Linked DNA regions of Homo sapiens: region 1 is linked to region 2. Evidence: read pairs that join two places in POLR2A ChIA-PET (ENCODE). Cell type or tissue: HepG2. All regions are shown on one strand. Each heading gives the region's core, and the rest is flanking DNA. Links, peaks and the distances in the headings are about the cores only.

The links. Peaks named below come from ENCODE experiments on the same cell type or tissue, not always from the same donor. Only the 100,000 strongest peaks of a DNase experiment are listed, where the experiment ranks them.
Region 1: POLR2A ChIA-PET joins it to region 2 with 13 read pairs; 3 of 35 experiments call an interaction of 5 or more read pairs at or near these places.

Annotation. Positions count from the first base shown.
Region 1 is chrX:16,691,949-16,698,700 of GRCh38, forward strand. CTPS2 (CTP synthase 2) reads right to left here. Exons shown (of 19, transcript NM_175859.3): 4 at 6,288-6,388; 5 at 1,423-1,539; 6 at 1,193-1,276. Among named protein-coding and RNA genes, the nearest start is that of CTPS2, 17 kb to the right of the region's middle. In HepG2, for the core only: a CTCF peak has its summit at 3,337 (motif pointing left); a DNase peak (open chromatin) is centred at 3,333.
Region 2 is chrX:16,768,788-16,775,539 of GRCh38, forward strand. No RefSeq gene overlaps it. Among named protein-coding and RNA genes, the nearest start is that of TXLNG, 14 kb to the right of the region's middle. RefSeq lists enhancers at 2,691-3,216, 3,217-3,742. In HepG2, for the core only: no CTCF peak of the experiment used is centred there; DNase peaks (open chromatin) are centred at 2,894, 3,304 and 3,844; H3K4me3 peaks cover 583 bases.

The DNA.
Region 1 (6,752 bases), core at 1,131-6,130, 77 kb before region 2:
ACACAGTCACTGTCCTGATCCTCAATTGAGGTGCAGTGTGAAAGCAGCTACAGACAATATGTAAATGAATGGGTGTGACTGCATGCCAATAAAACTTTACTTACAAAAACAGGCAAGCAAGTTGTGGGCTGTTATTTGTCAACCTCTGACAGAGACTACTGGTGATGACTGGATCACCTGCTATAAGGACACATCACTGTTTAGACTAAAAATAAGAGCAGCGGACTGGGCGTGGTGCAATCCCAGCACTTTAGGAGGCCAAGGCAGGAGGATTGGTTGAACCCAGGAGTTCGAGACCAGCCTCAGTAACATAGCAAAACCCTGTCTCTACAAACACACACACACACACACACACACACCACACAAAAATTAGTGCGCTGTGGTAGCGTGCACCTCTAGTATCAGCTACTCAAGAGGCTGAGGTGGGAGAATCACTTCAGCCCAGGAGGCAGAGGTTGCAGTGAGCCAAGATCACACCACTGTACTCCAGCCTGGGCAACAGAGCCAGACCCCGTCTCAAAAAGAAAAAAAGAGCAGTGATAACCCATCACAGGGTTATCATTGATAGCAGGGTCACAGGAAAATCCCAAGGTTTCACCTTCATTCTAAAGAATCCAGGAATCATATAAATGACAGGACATCACACTTGCCCAACTATCAATGTGGCCCATCAAATGAGAGCCTAGGGAAGAACAGATTGAAGCAACACTTGAGGCTAAGGGAATAAGCCTTTTCCGGCTCCCAGATAGAAAAACCTCATTGTCACAGGAGCCGTTTGAGAATGAGAAAGGACTTAGATGATGATAAAGATAAAGAAGTGAAGGGCAGCCAGGCATGGTGGCTCTTGGCTGTAATCCCAAGCACTTTGGGAGGCTGAGGCGGGCGGATCACCTGAGGTCAGGAATTCAAGACCAGCCTAGCCAACATGACAAAACTCTGTCTCTACTAAAAATACCAAAATTATCCAGGTGTGGTGGCATGTGCCTGTAGTCCAGATACTCTGGAGGCTGAGACAGGAGAATCGCTTGAACCCAGGAGGCGGAGGTTGCAATGAGCCAAGACTGCACCACTGCACTCCAGCCTGGGTGACAGAGCAAGACTCCGTCTCAAATTAAAAAAAAAAAAAAAAAAGAAGTGAAGGTCCTGCTCCCAGAGACCTTCAGGATAGACTTACCCACTGTCCTCAACTCACCAGATCTGGAGACAGGCCTAAACCCCTCAGTGCGCGGACGCTGTTTTGGGTGGGTTTGGTTTTTTGTTCTCCGGTAGCACTGAGCTGAAAAAAAATGGGGTCCCGTCAGCACACTGGACACTAGCTCCTATGGATGATTAATGGTGCCCCACTTTCAAATGCAGGACACATAGAATATCATAGGAAAACTTATCAAAGTTGCTGTCCACATACTTATCTGGAAAGCCCACCTGTGGGACAAGGCTAACGTGGATATTACAGAAATTCTCTCTTTTCGCCTTAAACTGGAATTGTCTAAACGCCTCCACAAACGGCATTCCTTCGATGTCTCCAATGGTGCCTCCCAGCTGGGAATGGAAAACAAACAAAAAAAGACACAAATGACCACACATCTCCCACAGTACACAAGCTAATAAAAAGAGTTCTTAATAAACCGAGCATGAGAACTAAAGTTTGATGGTTACACAGAGGTTTATAAATACGTTCAAAATCACTAAATTGTGGCTGGGTATGGCGGCTCACACCTATGATCCCAGCGCTTTGGGAGGCCAAGGCAGGAGGATCACTTGAGCCCAGGAGGTCAAGGCTGCAGTGAGTCATGATCATCCCACTGCATTCCAGCCTAGATGACAGAGCGAGACCCTTTCTCTGAAAAAATATAAAAATAAAAAATAAAACTTCAAAAAAGATTTCTCCACGTGTATACTCTTCAGTAGCCCATTGCTTCATTAAAACTAACAATAAGGCCAGGCGCAGTGGCTCATGCTTGTAATCCCAGCACTTTGGGAGGCCGAGGCGGGCGGATCACAGGTCAGGAGATCGGGACCATCCTGGCCAACATGGTGAAACCCTGTCTCTACTAAAAATACAAAAATTAGCTGGACGTGGTGGGGCACACCTGTAGTCCCAGCTACTCGGGAGGCTGAGGCAGGAGAATCGCTTGAACCCAGGAGGCAGAGGTTGCAGTGAGTCGAGATCACACCGTTGCACTCCAGCCTGGGCGACAGAGCGAGACTCCATCTCAAAACAAAAACAAAAACAAAAAACTAGCATCAAATCTCCTTAATGCAGCCAACAAAAGGCTCTCAGGACCTGGCCCTTGCACTGAGTCTCCAATGCCATCTGGTCCCCTCCCCGCTGGCCTCTTGGGTACTCCATGCTCTTCCTTCCTGCTCCTTAAGCCCTCCTACCCTCCTTCTTCATCTACAGCAACCTCTTTATCCTCCAGTCCAAGAGAGATGCATCCTCCTTGGAGGGCGGACTCTGACCCTCCTTGGAGGGCAGACTCTGACCCCCCACCTAAAGCAGCCTATATCCCACTAGCCCTTGTCACAGCACTGTACCCATCCTAGGAATTCAGCACAAGTTGCCTCTATTTCATTTCCGTCTTTGTTTCCTGGCTCTCTACCCCACTAGACTGTAAGCCCCATGAGGGCATGAGCCCAGTACCCTGCATGCAGCACTGGAGGTTTAGTTTAGTAGTCGGGCCAGGACAGAAAGGTCCTGAAATTCAATATAAGCCCTAAGGAACAGTGTTCTAGTACCTGTTACCAAAATTACAGCAGAACCAAAGCCAGGGCTGGGTGCAGTGGCTCACACCTGTAATCCCAACACTTTGGGAGGCAGGTGTATCACTTGAGCACAGGAGTTTGAGACCAGCATGGGCAACAAAGTGAGACCTTGCCTCCACAAAAACATAAAAAATTAGCTGGGCATGGCGGCACGGCGCCTATGGTCCCAGCCACTCAGGAGGCTGAGGTGGGAGGATCGCTTGAGCCTGGAGAAGTCCAGGCTGCAGTGAGTCATGATCATACCACTGCACTCCAGCCTAGGGAACAGAGTAAGACACTGTCTCTTTAAAAAACAACAACAACAACAACAACAACTCAACGAAATGAAAACATCACATGCAATCAGGAACTTGGCAGGGGTGAAGTGAGTGTAAGTACCCACTAAATACAAGGCACCAAAATCTAATTTTTGAAAATCATTTATTTTTTCTAAGGAAAACCAGAGGTCTGCACTTAAACTAAACCGTGTGCTTCCATCTTGTGTTTTGATGGGGATTCTCTGGGGGGTCAATAATAGTGAATGCCAAAAGGAGGCCAACTTCAAACATTATCAGCTTCTGCCCTCACGTGGTCAGCAGCGGTACTACAGTCTCCCTGCTAATTCAGAAGTTCCCATTACCATACCTCTAGGTCACCCACATTATCGTGTTCAGAAACCTTCAATATTACTACTGGAATAGTTTGAAGTTAACTGTTGCCCCAGATAAAAGGGAAAATATCACCTATAACAATACTTTATGCTGAAATGGAAGCAGCAGCAAATTTATGAGATGTGCAAAGTTGTTTTTGCCTTTGTCTTTAATGAAAGTCTTTTTTCTTTTTCTTTTTTTATTTTTATTTATTTATTTATTTATTTTTGAGATGGAGTCTCGCTCTGTTGCCCAGGCTGGAGTGCAATGGCGCGATGTCGGCTCACTGCAAGCTCCGCCTCCTGGGTGCACGCCATTCTCCTGCCTCAGCCTCCTGAGTAGCTGGGACTATAGGCGCCCACCACCACGCCCGGCTAATTTTTTGTATTTTTAGTAGAGACGGGGTTTCACCGTGTTAGACAGGATGGCCTCGATCTCCTGACCTCGTGATCCACCCGCCTCAGCCTCCCAAAGTGCTGGGATTACAGGCGTGAGCCACCACACCCGGCCCTTTTTAAATTTTTTTTAAAGACAGAGTCTCGCTCTGCCACCCAGGCTGGAGTGCAGTAGTGAGATCATGGCTCACTGCGGCCTCAAACTCCTGGGTATAAATGATCCTCCTGCCTCAGCCTCCCAAGTAGCTGGGACTACAGACCTGCACCACCACACTTGGCTGAGTCTTCTTTTTTGGAAAATAAACAAGAAGAAAGAAAACTGTTATTCCTTTAAGACAAGCATAAATTATTTCAGGTTCATGCCAAGATAACTCGTACTAATATAAATAAAACCTGTCAGCTCCACTGGTATGAGAAGTTGAGGTCTCACTCATAAAAATGGCTTTGAAGACATTTCAACAGCTCCTCTATGATTAAAACTAAAAATCAGCTTTGGCAGTCCTTCTTCAAAAGCTTAAATGGTGCACAGACACAACTGTTGAACACAACTTACAATCAACCAAAGAGGATGGTTGACCACTAGTATCCAATAAGCAAATATAAACATCAGGGTTATAACGGAGAAGGGGTTCTGTTTGTCAGTTTCCCTGTTTCCATGAAATTTAAAATCCAGCCAATGAGCTCCTGGAGAGCAGGAGTCAGATCACACTCAACCTCACATCCTTAGCAGCTATCATCAGGGCTAGTACATATTAAGTGCTAAATTAATCATTGTGAAGACAAGTCAATTCAAGGGTAGAATAAGAAATAAAATTAAAAATTTGCCAGGCATAGTGGTGGTACACTGTAGTCCCAGCTACTTGGGAGGCTGAGGCAAGATGATTGGTTGAGCCCAGAAGTTTGAGGCTGCAGTGGGCTTTGATCGCACCTGTGGATAGCTACTGCACTCCAGCCCGAGGCAACATAGCGAGACCCTATCTATAAAAAATAAATAGCCAGTAACTTTATCAGTTCTACTATTAACAAAATGGATCTTCTACATATCATGATATCTGCTAACACTTACATTGATGACAATAATAATAGCTAACTTATGTTCACTGAGCACTTCCTAAATGCCAGACATTGCAAAGTGCTCTGATACATTGCATTTAATCCCCAATCCTGTTATTATCTTATTATTATAATATTATATTATTACATTATTACAAATGAGGACGTTGAAACTGTGAGAATTTTCCAAAAGTCATACAGGCATCTTAATAATAGCTAATAATTTTTAAGCACTTACTATATCTGTGACACCATTCTAAGCACTAAGTGTAGAGACTTATTTAATCTTCAAAACAATGAGTTACAAATGAGTTAAATGAGTTAAAGAGGCACAGAGAGGTTGAGCAAACTTGCCCAAGGTCACCCCCTCCTCCCCATAAGTGACCTTGCTAGGCTACAAACCCAGACAGTTTGCCTCCAGACTCTTAATCACTGAGCTATACGTGGCTCAGGGGTCACTGCAGAAATACAAACTGAGGCAGCCTGACTCTAAGAACCAAATTGGTCATTATTCTGCTCTTTCGCCCGGCAATTAAGCCAACTGACATTTAGAGGAGGAGGATATGGATGTTATTGTCATTCTGCACGTGGAGAGGAAGGGAACAAGGTGAAGGAAGTAAACAAGTGGCAAGTTCAAATACGACTTTTTTTTTTTTTTTTTTTTTTTTTTAAATTAAGACAGGGTCTGGCTCCATCACCCAGGCTGAAGTGCTGGTGCAATCACTGCTCTCTGCAGCCTCAACCTCCCGGGCTCAAAAGATCCTCCCATCTCACCTTCTCAAGTAGCTGGGACTACAGGTGCGTACCAACATGCCTAGCTAATCTTTGTAGTCTCTGTAGAGACGGGTTTTCGCCATGTTGCCCAGGCTGTCTCAAACTCATGGACTCAAGCAATCCTCCCACCCTGGCATCTGAAAATGCCGGAATTGCAGGCATGAGCCACCTCGCGCAGCCACTAGCTTCTTTCTTTAAACAGCTGATACTAATCACTTATCACCGCTACCATCTGACTTCCCTAACCCAGTGTCTCTTTACACTTCCAAAGCACTTCGGAAATACTTTTCAAATAGTATGCACTAGAATGCAGTCTGTTGTGTGTAGACAGGGTTGTCTGCAAGCTCCCCAAGGTCAGAGACTGTGCCCATCCCAGGCCCCGGCACAGAAGAGGCCCTCACATTGACTTTATCAGCAGCTGATCAGTCTCCACAAGCAGATCACTGCACGTCCACCCAGGAGTAGGTGTGATTGTCTGTCTAATGCCAATCTTGCCCACTCACTTGTGACCACAAAGACAGAAGCCATCTATGTTGTTTCTTGCTGTGACCCCACCTCCTAGCCCAGTGTCCAGCACTCAGGAGGGCGTGTGTAAGTATTTGTCAAATAAATGAAGATCAGATGCTCAAAGACCCAGCAGGATATAATTTTATAAAGAAAGTTCTATGCTTGCCTCAATAACGCATATTTGGGGCTCTTCCTTATTACCATCCACCGGCACCTTGGCTTGATTCATAACCCACTCCTGGACAGCATCAGTAATGTGAGGGACAACTGTAGAAAGAAGTATTAATACAAAAGTTTATTCCATGCTCATGAGAAAAGAATGTGCTTTAGGCCTCCCCAATCACCTGAAAGTCACCTGGCAAGTTACCCTGACATATTTTTGGAAAATGAAAAGAAAAAAACGCAACAATTTTAAAAGAATTAGAACTTGTAGAGCGCAGGGACTGTGACATTTTCAGTTCTACTTGGTTTTTTTGGCTTTGTTTTGTTTTTTTTTTTTAAGATGGAGTCTCACTCTGTCGCCCAGGCTGGAGTGCAGTGGCACGATCTCGGCTCACTGCAATCTCTGCCTCCTGGGTTCGAGCAATTCTCCTGCCTCAGCCTCCCGAATAGCTGGGATTACAGGCATGCG
Region 2 (6,752 bases), core at 1,076-6,075:
CATTGCTAGAGCACAGCTTCGACTGACCTCCTAGGATTTCATCTCTGACCCGACCAATCAGCACTCCCCACTCCTTAGCCCCATACCCACCAAATTATCCTTTAAAAACCTCAGTTTCCAAATCTTCAGGGAGACTGATTTCAGGAATGTGAAACCCAAAAATCTGAGACAGGCCTCAGTTAATTTAGAAACTTTATTTTGCCAAGGTCGAGGATGTGTGCCTGTGACACAGCCTCATGAGGTCCTGACAACATGTGCCCAACGTGGTCAGAGCACAGCTTGGTTTCATACATTTTAGGGAGACATGAGACACCAATCAACATATGTAAGATGAACATTGGTGTGGTCCGGAAAGGCGGGACAACTGGAAGCAAAAGCGCACAACTCGAAAGGGGAGAGGGCTTTCAGGTCACAGGTAGATGAGAGACAAACCGTTGCATTGAGTTTCTGATTAGCTTTTCCAAAGGAGGCAATCAGATATGCATTTATCTCAGTGAGCAGAGGGATGGCTTTGAATAGAATGGGAGGCAAGTTTGCCCTGAGCAGTTCCCAGCTTGAATTTTCCCTTTAGCTTAGTGATTTTGGGGGCCCAAGATATTTTCTATTCACAGTAATAATAAAACTCCGGTCTCCTGTTCAGCCAGCTCTGTGTGTATTAAACTCTATTGCAATTCCCTTGTTTTGATAAATCGGCTCCATCTGGGCAGTGGGCAAAATGAACCCATTGGGTAGTTACAAAGAGAGAAGCACTGGTCAAGGGTCTCTGTTGTTTTAAAAGCCTTGTGTAATTTGACTTCTAAAATTAAGGACATGCATCTTTTTTTTTTTTTTTTTTTTGAAACGGAGTCTTGCTCTGTCGCCCAGGCTGGAGTGCAGTGGTGCGATCTCGGCTCACTGCAACCTCCGCCTCCAGGGTTCAAGCTATTCTCCTGCCTCAGCCTCTCGAGTAGCTGGGATTACAGGCACCTGCCACCATGCCCAGCTAATTTTTGTAGATTTCTTTTAATACCTAATTTTGACACGGGTATGGGGAAAAAGCATAAAAATACTGTAGATGGGAGTGTAAAATTGTTAAATCTTTCCAAATGGCAGTCGGGTAACAAGCATCAAAATGTTAAATGTGAGGAACATTTAACCCGACATTTCTACTCTTGGAATTTATGCTAAGGAAGCAATTAGACAAGCAAGACTTTGAGTATACAATAGAAAAATTGGCAGGTACCTATATGTCATACACCAGAATCTTGATTTGAACAAATGGTGGTTCATCCACATGATGGAATTGTGTGCAAATATTTTAAGTGATATATTTTATACCCACCAGATGGTCAAAAATGTAGAAGTCTGAAGGCTGGGTGCAGTGGCTCACGCCTGTAATCCTAAGACTTTGGGAGGCTGAGGTGGGCAGATTGCCTGAGCTCAGGAGTTGAAGACCAGCCTGGGCAACATGATGAAACCCCATCTCTACGAAAATACAAAAATTAGCTGGGCATGGTGGTGCGCGCCTGTAGTCCCAGCTGCTTGGGAGACTGTGGTGGGAGAACCACTTGAACCTGGGAGGCAAAGGTTGCAGTAAGCCGAGATCGTGCCACTGCACTCCAACCTGGGTGACAGAGTAGACCCTATCTCAAAAAAAAAAAAAAAAAAAAAGTAGAAGTCTGAAAATATCAAGAGTTAGTAAGCATGTGAAACAACAGGAACATCGACGTGCTATTGGCGCAACTATGCACTGGCACAATCTCTTTGGAAGTAAGCCAAAACTGGCATTACTTCAATGAAAAGTTGAATATGTACTTCTCTTTGCCCAGCAAGCAGTTCCTCTCCTAGGGAATACCAAATGGTATTAACCACTTATGAAAATAACTACCATTACTTAGTAAAGTGGAAGATAAAAACATCATATGGCATGTGCTAGTAGGTGGCACATGCACGACTGTCAATAAAAGTGATGTTCTAGTGACCTCAGGCTGCACCCAACCCAAATGTGCATCAACAGTAGAATGGAATTATAATGACAGTGTGATAACCATAGCAAAGAGCCAAGAACACGAAAAAATAACAGCTGTGCACAGTGCTGTGAGTGAATCTATGAATCTCATAAATGTAATGTTAAACAGAAAATGCAAGATTGGAGAGAAGACCTACGTAAACTCCAAATACAGGTACAACTATACTACATATGTAGTAGAACTAAAAGAAACAGCTACCATAAAAGTCAGATATTACATAGCATAAGAGAAATCAAGAAACTACAGCTACATAAAACAAGGAGAAGACAGGTCCCAACATTACACACCTCAATAAAACACCCAGTTAAAACTCTACTCACTGGGCCTGGTGGCTCATGCCTATAATCCCAGCACCTTGGGAGGCCAAGGCTAGCAGATCCCTTGAGCCCAGGAGTTCTATACCAGCCTGAGCAACATAGTGAGACCCCATCTCTAATAAAAATACAAAAAATTCACCAGGTATGGTGGCATGCACTTGTAGTCCTAGCTACTCGGGAGGCTGAGATGGGAGGATCACTTGAGCCTGGGAGGTCAAGGTTGCAGTGAGCTGTGATTGCACCACTGTACTCCAGCCTGGGCGACTGGGCAACTGTCTTAAAAAACAAACAAACAAACAAAAACCCAACAAAGACTGTCTCAAAAAACAAACAAAAAACCCCCAACAAACTCTACTTAGTTTTATTTTTGCTTAAATCTTTAATAAAAGGGAAAGCCAGGCACAGTGGCTCATGCTTGTATCCCCGCTGTGGGAGGATCACTTGAGCCGAGGAATTTGAGACCAGCCTGACCAACAAAGTGAGACGCTGTCTCAAAAAAAAACAAATAAAAAAAAACAAATAATTAAAATGTAAAAATAAAAAACTAGCTGGGCATTTACCATTGTGGCAAGAGGGTGGTCTAAGCCCAGGAGGCCGAGGCTACAGCGAGCCATATTTGTACCACTACAATGCAGTGTAGGTAGCAGAACAAGATCCTGTCTCATAAAATAGTAACAGAATTAAAAAAAAAAAAAAAACGACTAACTCTATTAATCTAAAAACAAGAAAAAACAACAGCAAGCTTGGAAAGGCAGTTGCCAGGTAACAGCCACCTCTGGTACACTGAGGGTGAAATTAAGCCCAGCTCAAATACATACAGCACTTCTTTCAGGCGAATGTGTAAGGAAAAGTATCATTCTTCAAAACAGCAGGTTTAAAGGACACCTACGGCTTTTAACTTGTAAATATATTGCATGCAGTGCACCATGGTTATGCAAATGAAGCTGAGTCATTGCCCTATAGATTAATGCCGTAGCTCCCAAGCATGGCTGCAGCCTGCAAGGTAGGGAAAAGGCCCAGTCCAGAGTCCACCCGGGAAACTCAACCAATTTGTTTTGTTCACCGATGCCCTGACTGTGATTTCTTTTGGATAAAGGATTTCTTGAATGCTTTCAAAAATGACGTCCAAGCGCTACATTTGACATAAGAGAAGGTTCACAATATAATGTTAAATGAAATATAAAAGGCAATTTACAAAAATATTTAATACGATTACACTTTTTCTTCCAAAAATGCCCGTGTATGTGTGTGTTGGGCATGCTTTTGTGTTACCGGTGGAGGGTGTCCACGTTCTTGGCGTTTTGAACAAAGAATTGGACAAAACGCACAAAGCAAGGAAAGAATGAAGCAACAAAAGCAGAGATTTACTGAAAACAAAAGTACATTCCACAAGGCTGGAGCAGGCCTAGTACAGGGGCTCAAGAGCCCCAGAATTTTCTGGAATTTAAATACCCTCTAGGGGTTTCCCATTGGTTACATGGTGTACACCCTATGTAAATGAAATAGCGGCCTGCAATCAGTCTGTTTGGTTGTGGAAAGCAACCAATCAGAGGATGAAGTGTAGTTACAAAGTTACACTCACTCCTATGCAAACGTCTGATTGGCTACAGAAAGCAACCAATCAGGCTGGGCGTGGTGGTTCACGCCTGGAACCCCGGCACTTTGGGAGGCCAAGGCGGGTGGATCACCTGAGGTCAGGAGTTTGAGACCAGTCTGGCCAACATGAGGAATTATCTCTACTAAAAATAAAAAATTTAGCTGGGCGTGGTGGCACGTGCCTGTAATTCCAGCTACTTGAGAGGCTGAGGCACAAAAATCGCCTGAACCTGGGAGGCAGAGATTGCAGTGAGCCAAGATCGTGCCACTGCACTCCAGCCTGGGCCACAGAGGTAGACAACTTCCCCACCCCCCTAAAAAAAAAAAAAAAAAAAAAAGAAAGAAAGAAAAGAAGGCAACCAATCAGAAATGCTTTCAATTTTCCATCTGCCGCACAGAAAGGTGGGGTGGGGGTGGGGTGGATTTGCAAAGGGAGTAGTTTACAATCCTTTTGTTATTTACCTGTGGAAAGTTGGGATGTTCCTTTTGACTTAGTTTTTTTTTTTTTTTTTTTTGAGACGGACTTCACTCTTATTGCCCAGGCTGGAGTGCAATGGCACGATCTCGGCTCACCGCAACCTCCGCCTCCCGGGTTCAAGCGCTTCTCCTGCCTCAGCCTCCTGAGTAGCTGGGATTACAGGTATGCGCCACCATGCCCGGCTAATTTTGTATTTTTAGTAGAGACAGGGTTTCTCCATATTGGTCAGGCTGGTCTCAAACTCCCGACCTCAGGTGATCTGCCTGCCTCGGCCTCCCAAAGTGCTGGGATTACAGGCGTGAGCCACCGCGCCCGGCCATTGACTTAGTTCTAGAAAGCCAGCTTGAATCGGCCTTAGGTTCCCTGCCTCCGGACCCTATTCTCCTGCCTCATATGCATAGAAAAGACTCGGGAGGCTTACACCAAAATGGCGGCTATATCTTTTTTTTTTTTTTTTTTTGAGACGGAGTTTCGCTCTTGTTGCCCAGGTTGGAGTGCAATGGCGTGATCTCGGCTCTCCGCAACCTCCGCCTCCCGGGTTCAAGCGATTCTCCTGCCTCAGCCTCCCAAGTAGCTGAGATTACAGGCATGTGCCACCACACCGGGCCAATTTTGTATTTTTAGTAGAGACGGGGTTTCTCCATGTTGGTCAGGCTGGTCTCGAACTCCCGACCTCAGGTGATCCGCCCGCCTTGGCCTCCCAAAGTGCTGGGAGTACAGACGTGAGCCACCCGCACTTGGCCATCTTTTTTTTATATATTTTTTTAACTATTTGTGGTTATGTTTTTGGGAATTTCTGTGCTTAACATAGTAGGAAAAATAAGAAAAATCGGTAATAATTTACATTTCCTTTCCTCAGACCTGGAAGCAGGCATTTCTTCAAGGAATCTTGATTCCTTTTGATGGGAAAAGCTATTTACTCTTCAAGAATTGTCAGCCTGGCGTGGTGGCTCACGCCTGTAATCCCAGCACTTTGGGATGCCAAGGCAGGAGGATCACCTGATGTCAGGAGTTCAAGACCAGCCTGAACAACATGGTGAAACCCCGTCTCTACTAAGAATACAAAATTAGCCAAGCGTGGTGGTGGTGCATGCCTGTAATCCCAACTACTTGGGAGGCTGAGGCAGGAGAATTGCTTGACCCCAGGAGGCAGAGGTTGCAGTGAGCCAAGATGGGGCCATTGCACTCCAGCCTGAGCAACAAGAGTGAAACTCTGTCTCAAAAAAAAAAAAAAAAAGAATTGTCCTGCAGACTGGGGGCAGTGGCTCACACCAATCCCAGCACTTTGGAAGGCCAAGGAGGGAGGATCCTTTGAGCCCAGGAGTTCAAGACCAGCCTGGGCAACATAGTAACACCAAGTCTCTACCAATAAAATGAAATAAATAAATAAAAATTAGCCAGGCATGGTGGTGCATGCCTCTAGTCCCAGCTATTTGGGAGGCTGAGGTGGGAGGATCACTTTGCTACCCGGGAAGAGTGTCCAGGTTCTTGGCGTCTTGAGCAAAGAATTAGACAAAACGCACAAAGCAAGGAAGGAATGAAGGGATTTATTGAAAATGAAAGTACACTCCACAGGGTTTGAGCAGGCCCAAGCATAGCTCAAAGGCCCTGTTTCAGAATTTTTGGGAGTTTAAAAATAACCTCTACTTGAGGTATGCCCTATGTAAATGAAGAGGATAAAGTAAAGTTACAATCATTTACTTGGCCTACGCCCTATGGAGAGGCTATTTCCTGTCATAGCTGAAGTGTGAATCGGCCTTATATTCCCTACCTCCAGATCCTATTTTCCTGCCTCAACTTGAGCCCTGGAGGTAGAGGCTGCAGTGAGCTATGATCACACCACTGCACTCCAGCCTTGGTGACAGAGCAAGACTTGTCTCACAAATTAATAATTAAATAAAAAGTAAATAAAATATGACATTGATCAAAACTTCATTAGTAGTATTAGAAGACAAAGTTGAGATCATCTACAAAGTACAGATGTTTCCTGACTTATGATGGCGTTATGTTCCAATAAACCCATCAGAAGTTGAAAATATCATAAGTGGAAAATGCATTTAATACACTTAACCTGGCCGGGCGTGGTGGCTCATGCCTGTAACCCCAGCACTTTGAGAGGCCAAGGCGGGTGGATCACCTGAGGTCAGGAGTTCGAGACCAGCCTGGCCAACATGGTGAAACCCCTTCTCTACTAAAAATACAAAATTAGCCAGGTGTAGTGGCACATGCCTGTAGTCTCAGCTACTCGGGAGGCTGAGATAGAAGAATTGCTTGAACCTGGGAGGTGGAGGCCACAGTGAGCCAAGATGGTGACACTGCACTCCAGCTTGGGCAAGACAGAGCAAGACTCCA